Linked DNA regions of Homo sapiens: region 1 is linked to region 2. A link is an interaction called in ENCODE POLR2A ChIA-PET data of the cell type or tissue named here. Cell type or tissue: HepG2. All regions are shown on one strand. Links, peaks and the distances in the headings refer to the core of each region. The heading gives the core; the rest is flanking DNA. Region 1 overlaps WDFY2 (WD repeat and FYVE domain containing 2). Region 2 overlaps WDFY2 (WD repeat and FYVE domain containing 2).

What was found. ChIA-PET counts read pairs that join two places held together with the same protein. Peaks named below come from ENCODE experiments on the same cell type or tissue, not always from the same donor. Only the 100,000 strongest peaks of a DNase experiment are listed, where the experiment ranks them.
Region 1: POLR2A ChIA-PET joins it to region 2 with 6 read pairs; 7 of 35 experiments call an interaction of 5 or more read pairs at or near these places.

What each region holds. Positions count from the first base shown.
Region 1 is chr13:51,629,939-51,635,322 of GRCh38, reverse strand. The region is part of intron 1 of WDFY2 (WD repeat and FYVE domain containing 2); the gene reads right to left. Among named protein-coding and RNA genes, the nearest start is that of WDFY2, 48 kb to the right of the region's middle. In HepG2, for the core only: no CTCF peak of the experiment used is centred there; DNase peaks (open chromatin) are centred at 2,212 and 3,982.
Region 2 is chr13:51,761,495-51,766,878 of GRCh38, reverse strand. WDFY2 (WD repeat and FYVE domain containing 2) reads right to left here. Exons shown (of 12, transcript NM_052950.4): 12 at 1-5,384. It also overlaps a transcript of DHRS12 not described here. Among named protein-coding and RNA genes, the nearest start is that of DHRS12, 40 kb to the left of the region's middle. RefSeq lists an enhancer at 2,039-2,358. In HepG2, for the core only: no CTCF peak of the experiment used is centred there; a DNase peak (open chromatin) is centred at 2,448.

The DNA.
Region 1 (5,384 bases), core at 285-5,284, 130 kb after region 2:
CACAGCCTGGCATGAAAAATGATGATCACGTCATAATTTCTCTCTCAACTCTTGCCATTTAAAAGGTTTAGGACTTCCTGCCGGGGGTGCAGTAGCTCACGCTGTAATCCCAGGACTTTGGGAGGCCGAGATGGGCAGATCACTGAAGGTCGGGAGCTCAAGACCAGCCTCGCCAACATGGTGAAACCCTGTCTCTACTAAAAATACAAAAAAAAAATTAGCCAGGCGTGGTGGCAGGCACCTGTAATCCCAGCTACTCGGGAGGCTGAGGCAGGAGAATTGCTTGAACCTGGGAGGCAGAGGTTGCAGTGAGCCAAGGTGGTGCCACTGCACTCCAGCCTGGGCAACAGAGAGAGACTCCATCTCAAAAAAATAAAACTAAAAAATTAAAAAATAAGTAAATAAATGTTTAGGGCTTCCTTATGGGGGGACTCTGCATTCTTCCCTTCCCTCTACTCCAACTCTGACCTATGGATAAATCCACTTAACCCAACCATGATGCACCCTATTGTTTTGATCAATAAACAAATGTCTTCACAAAAAAGTCCTCCTTGCTCTACTATAGTTCTTTCCTGGTACTGAATATATGGGGAAAAAAAAAACAAAACAAAAAAAACAGCCTTTTCCAATCTTATAGACATGCACCACCACACCTGGCTAATTTTTGCATTTTTTAGTAGAGACGGGGTTTTGCCATGTTGGTCAGGCTGGTCTCAAACTCCTGACCTCAGGTGATCCACCTACCCTGGCCTCCCAAGGTGCTGGGATTACAGGCGTGAGCCATTGCACCTGGCTGCCTTTTCCAATCTTAGTGCTAACAAGTATTATAAATTTACAAAAGCTTAATTGACTCTTACCTGGATTCATGATATATTTTTAAATCTTTGTGTATTAAAAGGCTAAAGTACTACTTTTCCTTAGGTTTGGTAAATATATATTGAGTATTTATCATGAATCAGGTCTAGTACTAGGAATACAAAGAGGGTAAAAATGGGTTCCTGGCCCTCACAGAACTCACAGAGTAAGATTTTCATCCACTACTTCTGAAAAAAAAAAAACACTTCTAGGGCTTTGCAAGACTACACTATCAGTTCTTGGTTGTTAAAGCCCTGTAATAATTCAAATAACTCTCATAAAGCCAAGCTCAGTTTTAATGACCTGAGAATTATTTAATCTTTACAATGGTCCTCTAAATTGGGATTATCCTCATGTCCATTTTGGAGCTGATGAACTGAGGCAAAAAGAAGTTAAGTAATTTAGGTAAGTAATTAATTTAACCTCTTAGAAATTAATCAAAGGAGCCAGAATTCAAACCCAGGCAACCTGTCTCCAAACATCATGCTCTTAACAACGATTCTCTCCTGTCACTGAAGAAAGACTAAAATAGTGTGGCACTGCACCAGATTAAACAGAATGACCAATGGGAAAGAACTGAAAGCTCAGAAACAGACCAAAGTATATATACTAACTAGCATATTAAAAATTTATTAAAAATCATAGGGGGACAAATGAATTACACAATAAAAGGTGCTGCCCTATTTATTTATTTGGTTCTAAAAACTTCAGGTGGTTTAAAGAATTACCTGTGATGGTCTAGAATCAAGATGATGCATGTGACTCCCTCCCCTCATCACTTCTTGCTAAAATGATCCAACTAATTCAGGAGAAAAAAAGTCTCCACCACTGACTGGCTACTTCATAAGTGACCCATCCACAAAAGTGACCCCTTGAGAAGAGCTAACAGGAATAATTTAGCAAACAGCAGAGTGAGCGGAGAGGCCAATTAGCAGCCAGTTCCCAGAACACCCACAACAAAACTGCTGCCATTCATCAATTATTTAGATCCAGATACCCTACTAAGTGCCTTAAGCCGTTAACAAATTTCAATATTATTATACACACGAGTAAACTGGGGCTCAGAAGTTGAACAAGATGACCAATGTTATACAGTTCTCAAGTAGCACAACCAAGATTGGAACACAAAGGCGATCAGACTCAAGTTTAAACTCTTAATCACTCCACTACACATGGGGTGGCCAAGTCCACCAGGATCCCCACTTCAGAGCCTACTGACAGCTCCAGGGTTGGAGCAGAGGCTGGAGGCCAGGCCAGTGCTGGAGCAGCAGCCATGCTGGTTGGAGTTTCTGCCTGGATGCCTAGGCCAGGCAGCTATTCAGGGGGAAGGGAAACTACCCCAGCGGGCCAGAAGCTGCCAAGGCAGACACAAAAGGAACACTGTTCCTGAACAAAGACAAAGTCTGCCCTGCAGTTGTCTCCCACTGCCTACAGCTTCAACCCTGCCCCACACAAACTATTAGAACTCTAAGCTGCAGATAAAAAAAATCACAGTAAATCTAACGTTTTTCCCTATTTTTGCCTGGAATGAAAAGAACTGAATAATGACCTACACAACCTCTGACAAAGCATATTTCAGTTACCAATAATGAACAAATTAGACCTACTTGGCAGATGAGTGAACAGAGAAGCTAGCAAACTAGACAGGGGAAAGACCCAGTATTTTAGGTGAAGTGAAAATGTTTGAATAATTAGGGTAACTGCTAGAAACAAGACAAGTTTGTACATTTAAAAATTTTTAAGATTGCACATTTTAAAATTTTCTCAGTGAGATTTAAACTTTTTTATCTGTATCATTGATTACAAAAGTTATTATGAAGAGAGATGAAAAAGGAGCAATAGGACATAGCAAATGAAAGTAAAAAGCAAAATGGGTAGCCTAAAGAAGAGATGCACTGAAATGCAGACTGGCTCCTGCATAAAACCAAACGGGAACCTGAAAGACCTGCTCCACGAAATCTCCCAGAAAGCACAAGAAAACAAGGAAAAATGGGAAATTATGACTGAAAAATATAGCACCTGAATGGTAGAAGATCAAATCTGTGTCTAATAGGTATTTCAGAAAGAGAAAACAGAAGAAATAATATTTAAGTAAAGAAAAAGTAATAAATAATGGGAAAAAAAACAGAACTCAAAATGAGTTTTTTAGAATATAATTATTCATTCAGAGCTTGGCAAAATTAATCACAAAAGAACCATGCTCATCCTAGGAGAGCTTTGGAATGTCAGAGAGAAAAAGAGTCCAATAGACATCCGCTCCTCCACCAAGATTAAAAAAATAAAAAGGAACATGAATGAGATGAACACTGGGTTTCTCATCTACCATACTAAGTGTTAAAAGACAATGGAGTAAGATTTATAGGACTCTGAAAAGATAAGTCTATGACACACAAATTCTAAATTTAGATGAATTATCAATACTATAATTATCATTACTATAACATAGAAGAAATACATTAATAAACAGGGGAATCAAAAATATACTTTCCACATACCTTATCTGTAGAAATATTCTTAAGGAAGGGAGGATATATAATCAACTGAAAAAATAGAATAAAAAACTCAAGAAAGTAAAAGATAAATAGAAGTATAAGAGAAACAGCAGTGAGCAATAAAGCTAACAAAGCTAGAGAGGTCTAGGCTGGCCACAGTGGCTCACGCCTGTAATCCCAGCACTTTGGGAGGCTGAGATGGGAGGACTGCTTGAGCCCCACAGTTCAAAACCAGCCTGGGCAACATGGCAAGATCCTCGTCTAAATAATGCGTGTCAATGTTGAAATCATAATGCAAATTATGCTTTCAACATTGTAAGTTGAAAGCATGCTTGAAGGAGCATAATGTAAAAAAAATGAACAAATGTTTCTCATTATTTCAACAAAATTTAGACGGTAAGGAGAAGAAAAGAAAATGTGCTGAAGTGATCACATGGCTTAGGAGAACTCCATAGATACTGTTCTAATGATAAACAAGTAAGTTCAAATTTTAATTACCCACAAGAAGAACAAAAATTGGACATATAACTTCCAAGTCACAGAGAATTGTTTTCCTTCTTTTTAAATTTTTTTTTTTTTTTTTTAGAGACAGGATCTTGCTTCATCTCCCAGGCTGCAGTGCGATGACACCATCATGGCTCACTGCTGACTGAAATTCCTGATCTCAAGTGATCCTCCCACCTCAGTCTCTCAAGTAGCTGAGACTACAGGCACAAGCCACCACACCCAGCTGATTTTTACATTTTTTGTAGAGACGGATTTCTCCATCTTGCCCAGGCTGGTCTTGAACTCCTGGGCTCAAGTGATCCTCCCGCCTCGGCCTCCCAAAGTGCTGGGATTACAGGCGTGAGCCACCATGCCCAGCTTGTTTTCTTTCCTTAAAAAACAGAAAAGCTTGCTGGGCATGGTGGCTCACGCCTGTAATCCCAGTACTTTGGGAGGCCGAGATGGGTGGATCACCTGAGGTCAGGAGTTCGAGACTAGCCTGGCCAACATGGTGAAACCCCGTCTGTACTAAAAATACAGAAAATTAGCTGGGCGTGGTGGCACACACCTGTAATCCCAGCTACTTGGGAGGCTGAGGCAGGAGAATCGCTTAAATCCAGGAGGCAGGGGTTGCAGTGACCCGAGATAGCGCCACTGCACTCCAGCCTGGGTGACAAGAGCAAAAAACTCTGTCTCAAAAAAGAGAAACTAAAAAAAAAAAAGAAAAACTTGAAAAAAAAAATTTCAGTGAAAGCTAAACAATCAGCATAATAACTTGAAAACATAACACAAAAAGCCAAGGGTAAGACCAAACATTCAGTAAACGCTAATGGGTTAAATACCCCTATAAAAGAGAAACCCCTCATCAACTGGGTGAAAGAACAAAATACCACCCATCTGACTGGGTTATTAAATGAGGCAATGTGTGCAAAAGTGCCACACGTATAGTTGTTCAAAAAGTATGCATAAAGAAAGAAAGAATGTTGCGGGCACTGTGGTGACCCAAACATAAAAAAAAAAAAAGAAAGAAAGGGAACTCTACCAGTTTAAAACACCAAAAAAATTCACTAAAATAATAATTTTTTAAAGTCTTATGATGAGCTGACAGGAAAATAAAACAAATCATCAGAAAACAAAAACAAAGTATATAGTCTGTGACTCAGAAATTCCACTTACAGAAATCTACTCTACATTCACATGCTATAAAAGTAAGAAATCGTACATGGGAATAAATAAGAAATTTAGGACAGCTTTCTCAGTTTAAGATGATTTGGGCTGCAAATAACAATACCTAACCTCAGTGATTTAAAGAAAACAGGGTCTGACTTAAAACAAAATGACTAGAAGGTAGTTCCAGGTTGATTCAGTAACTCAATGTCTTTAATGGCTAAGGCTCCATATTTCTGCTCTATCACTGTTAATGTGCTGGAGATATTATGTTAAGTGAACATAAGGTTTATAAGACTGTGTATATAAAATGATTTTAACTATACTAAGATCAAAGAAGAAGTAGTTAGGAAACATATTAATGTTTGCTAACATTAGTGGTTG
Region 2 (5,384 bases), core at 297-5,296:
ACAGAACCCACAGGGCTAAACAGCACAGCAAGGTTGTCGGTGTGTGCGTGGCCACATGTAACCGTGATGGGACCATAGCTGCAGAAAGGTTTTCACAGAGATTTATTTTAAACCGTGGCGGCAACTCCGCATTGAGAGTTGTACATTGGTAATGGCTACACGTATATTTTGGTTAGAGGAAAGCACAGTGGGAAAGTGAGCGGAGTAAAAACATTCACAATATTCAGCAGCATTTGATTGGGGGCCTGGATACAGATGTTTCAATATCCTAGGAAATTCTTGCTCATTACCACCTAATCACATTCAGGAAGTCAATGTCAGGACTGGCAGGGAGTGTGGCAAATGCCGGAGGGGTCCAGCTAGACCACACGGGAGAAATCTGTTCCAATGTCAGGCTTATTACATTCTCAGCCTGACCCCCTGAAGAATCTCCTCACTTTAAAAAAAGAAAGAAAAAGATATCCATACGGTAATATGCCCACTGCAGCCAGGTCCAGACTTGGGCTGCAGTCCGGTGGATGTAGAGAATGGAAGATCCGTGTCCCTGGTTAGAAGTAGAGCGGTGGGCAGGCACTAATGTGGGGCCAGCACCTTCCCTGTTGTCCAGTTAGTAACGGTTTTTGTACATTTCATATAAAGATTTCCTTTTGCAAAATGACAGCACCTTGAAAAACAAAGTCATTTAAAAAGCAAGGCAAATGGTGTAAGACACAAATCCATAAGAGTACAATGGTTACAAGTGACGCTAGGGTTTTGGCCATACTTCATAGTGGCATATACTACTGACGTAAGGCTGCCATCCACTAAAATGATAAAAAGTGTATATGTGAAACATTTTTCAAATCATTTTCCCTTTTTTTGTGAGTGACAGCTCACCTTCTCATGCATCCCCGAGAACCAAGGGAAAAAAGAATCATAAGTAACAAGGTCAGATTCTCAATCTAACTTTTCAGCCAACCTGCAATTCTTGACACTTCCAAGAAAGTCAGATACTCTTCTTGACTTGTAAAGGTAAACATTTTGAGGTATCTATTTTTAATGAGATGGTACCATGATTAATTTCCACCCTTACCATCTTTAAAAAGAATTTTTTTTGCCCTACAAACTCATGAAAAGAAACTTCACCATCTTTTCTCAAAACCAAACCTAGCAGGCTCTAGATGGAAAAAGTCCAGAAAGCAACTCACTTGATATGATGGAAGACAACAAAGGCATGTGGTGATAGGCTCTCCGTTATCCAAGGGAAGCCAGCAATATGCGGGCAGGTCACTGGTGATGGGCTAGGCATGTCCAATAATAAACGAGACTCAGGGAATCAGAGAATCACAGGATTGGAAGGGACTTTAAGAATGATGATCAAATTCATCCCTCAAGCCTTTAATCTCCCTTTCAACATCTCTGGCAAAGGCTCTACACTGTGTGTTAAAAAAATTCCCTGGTATGGGACATGCAAGGAAGACATCCCATTCCAATTTAGGACCGATCTAATTTTTAGACACTGCTTTCATGTGTTAAACCTAAGTAGGCTTCTTGGTGGAAAGGAGATAATGCTTAAAGGCAAAAATACAAACCACAACCCTGGAGGGTTGACGTGGTTCTTGGTTAAGAAACTGAGCTGAAGTTTAAACAGGAATGCAGATGTTTCTGGACTAAGTTTTGGACATAGATCTTTGGGTCCTACAAGGAAAAGGCAAATGATGTGATAGCAAAGACAGGCGCTGCCATGCCCCTGCACGGTGTTCCTGCCTCCACAGGGCCAGGTCTCCCAGACAGACCTGTACCTGAATTGACGAAACTCTCTGCCTTCCTGTTGCAAGTGCCCCTGTAAGGAGGACCTCCCACATTGTACTGGAATCATCTGTGACTTGCAAGAGCAGGAAGTGGAGGGCAGCAGCTGCCTGTGTCTGCACCCAAACACTCGGCACCGCCTGTCCGTGCAACGCCACACTTGACTAGAACAATCCTCTCCTGCCACAGGGCCAGGGCTTTCCTTTTCCACAGTGGAGCAGCTGAGCCCAACACACCTTTGGCGTTAGTCTGGGAGTCCTTCCTGGTTGCGGGCCGTGCACTGATAGTCTCCACCTCCTCCTCTCAGACTCCAGTGAGAGGCTGTGCACCCAAAGATCCAGAATTAGTTACCCTGAGTCACCTTCAGTTAACAGTTCTAGGGATTTCCAAAGAAAAAGAAACTGATACTATTATAATATAAACTAATAGTAGCATTGGCTGCAGGAGGAGCCTCTGGGGAAACCCCTCGTGGTGAGCTGTGTGCTGCTTTCCTCTGAGGCCAGGGAGCAGCAGCATCTGATAGTGACGAGCTCAATTCTGGGATGGCAGCTGAGCCACTTGGCTGTTCTCCGGCAGCTCCAGCCCACTTGTGATCCCTGGACACACCACACTGACTCCAGCTCTCAGGCCTTTGTTTGTTTATGCTGTTTCTGAAGCCTGGAAAGTCATTTCCATTTTTCCCCCTTATGACTCACTCCTCATCCTTTAACACTGAGCTCAAAGTCCCTTTCCTCTGTGAAGCCCCTCCTGCCACACCTGCTGGGTTAGTGGCACCCTGGCATGCCTCTATCATAACCACATTGCACTGAAAAGACCCATTTACTCACTGTGTGACCTCTGCCCAGCCTGAGAATGGGCCTCAGACACCTTGCACTGCCAGTGCCTAAAGCCTGGTGGCTGGTGAGCGCTCAACACGGTTGACATGAACATTCAAATCTCAGGGATCATCTAGATAACTCAGTGTTCAACATGATCTTAATTTCTGTGTTTTCCAATCAAGTTAATAAATATCTGTCTTCGTACCAGGAAAAATTCAATATTATTTTAAAGGAGAAAAAATAAGAATGTATTGGTAAAATGCTTTCTCTCACTTCGAAATATCTTAGTGAACAAGAACACTGACATAGAATTAAAATTCTATGAACAGCCATAACCAAAGGAATCTCATTTAGTGAATATTTATGTCCAGTAACTGCAACCCACACTTAGAGCTATCCTTTTGCTTAAAAACAAAAATTTGGGCCTTAAGAAGTGATTAATATCAGGCAAAAATAAATTATACTTTTGTTTATTTATTCAGGGCCTTGCTCTGCTGCCCAGGCTGGACTGCAGTAGTGCAATCATAGCTCACTGCATCCTTGAATTCCTGGGCTCGAGTGATCCTCCCGCCTCAGCTTCCTGAGTAGCTGGGAATACAGGTGTGTGCCACCACACCCAACTAAGTTTTGAATTTTTGGTAGTGACAGGATCTTGCTGTGTGGCCCAGGCTGGTCTTGAACTCCTGGGCTCAGCAATCCTCCCACCTTGTCCTCCCAAAGTGTTCAGATTATAGGTGTGAGCCATGGCACCTGGCCTTTACTTTTATAAAATGAATCTCAGAAAATGAAAATGTGATATTCCATAAGGGCAGTGCTGTAAGCCTGGGAATCGCAGCCAAACGGGGCAGGGTGAATTTTAAGTGCCACTGGATTTCCATTTCAGTTTTGCCTCTGGGGTGGTCTGAGGGGAATGTATAGGAAGGAATTTATGTGGATGAAGGCAATAATTACCTCCCCCACCACAGGGCCGGAGCCAAAAAAACTGTCATATATGCTTTCGATAAGAGGAACAAAGCTGGTTCCAGAGAGCGCCCTGTCTCAAGGTGCTGAAAGTCTCTCCTCCCACTCATGCCATTACTAAGTAATGTTCAAAAACAGCTATTCCTTGAACATTCTTTTAGATTCTCTTGTTTACATCTCAGCCATATCTAACTGCCCTGTATAACTAATGTGTTTTCTGCTTGAAACACTCTAGATCTCTGAAGATCCCTTCCAGTTTTGTGACTTTATGATTTCTGGAAATAATTAAAACCAAATGAGAAACACGTTATGGTGGATTGACCCCATACAAAATGACATAAGATTCCAAATGCTTAATCTCAAACCATTTTGCTATTGTGAAGATACACTCAGGCAGTAATGTCAAGTAATGTCATTCGTTTGGAGGAACCAAGAACATGTGGTTGGTTTTGCCCCATCAGGTAGAGAACAACTCTGCGTATGATATGTGTAGATCTGCCACTTTCTCAGCGCAGGCATGTTAGGCATTATTTGTAAAAGCTGCTATATGTTTAAGTAATAGAGCAAAAATATATGTAAAGTGCAAATCCAACAGGGTAAAACAAGAATTATGAGAGTTCACCTAGACAGAACAAGAGCCAAGTGCTGGCGCCAGCTTTTACTCCTAAGGAATGGAGCCTCCATTTCCATAAAATGCTTGGAAGACACCCAACACCAGCACATATTTCTCTACAAATTACAAAAATGGGGGAGACACTTAATGCAAAACGCAAGAATTCACAGTATTACAAACACACAGTTGGTTTGCTAAACGCATTTCACCAAATTCAAGCACCCACACAGATGAGAGAAAAGGAAAGAGCAATGGATACCTTGACATATCTGGTTTTCTGATGATGATTCTCAACACCAGTGGGCTGTGAAGTGGCTTCAGCCTCTGAGTGGCTCTGTGGGCTGGGAGGGAGAAGGTAGAGTGGCGTGCAAGGTCACAGGCCAGAGCGACTGTAGAGGACATATGTGATCTGACGGGGACACTCTGCTTCCCGAATGAGGTCTGAACGCATCTAGACCCATCTCAGAACCCATACAGGCTTGCTGGGCGCCTGGGCCTTTGCTGCCCTAATACTGTGTTCCTCTCTCTGCCGGCAGGCCAAGCTCAAAGTTTAGGAAGGGAAAATGGAGTGATTCAGCTCTATTACTCATTTCCAACACACAGTCCTATATTACATACAACTTAGTAAGTGGCTGCAGCTTCTAGTAATAAACTACAAAATAGATATTTGAATATTTTAAATTTAATTCCCTTGTTAAAGTTCTCTCAAAGAGCAATCATGCAGAAAAGACTCAAAGTAGTTACAACAGTTTTGACTGACGCAAGCAAGGGTAGTCTGGACCAGGGCAGCGAGGCGACAAGTGCTAACAGCCTGTGCGGGGCATGCGTGTGTGCCTCTTCAGAGCTCCGGTCACATGGGCTGAGCCGGTCTGATGGCTCAAGTGACAGCTTCCATGTACCGTGGCTGCATGGGGCACATGCACTGGTCCTGCTTCCCAATGCTGGGGCAGCAGAATCACCTCTAGCAAGGCCCCATCCCAGGGAAACACACGTAGGGGCAGTACCTGAGGACAGCTTGTAGTACTTCCCCCTAGTTAGAGAAGTAATGAATGATTGTGAGGGCAAAAAACGGCTTTCCAGGAAAAGAGGGAAAATAATAGGGAGGATTTCAATTTCACTCCCATGTGTATTACTGCCAAAAAACCTGTAAAATCAGAAGAGAGCAAGACACTGTGGGGTGGGGCTTGGGTCGGGAAGGACAAGCA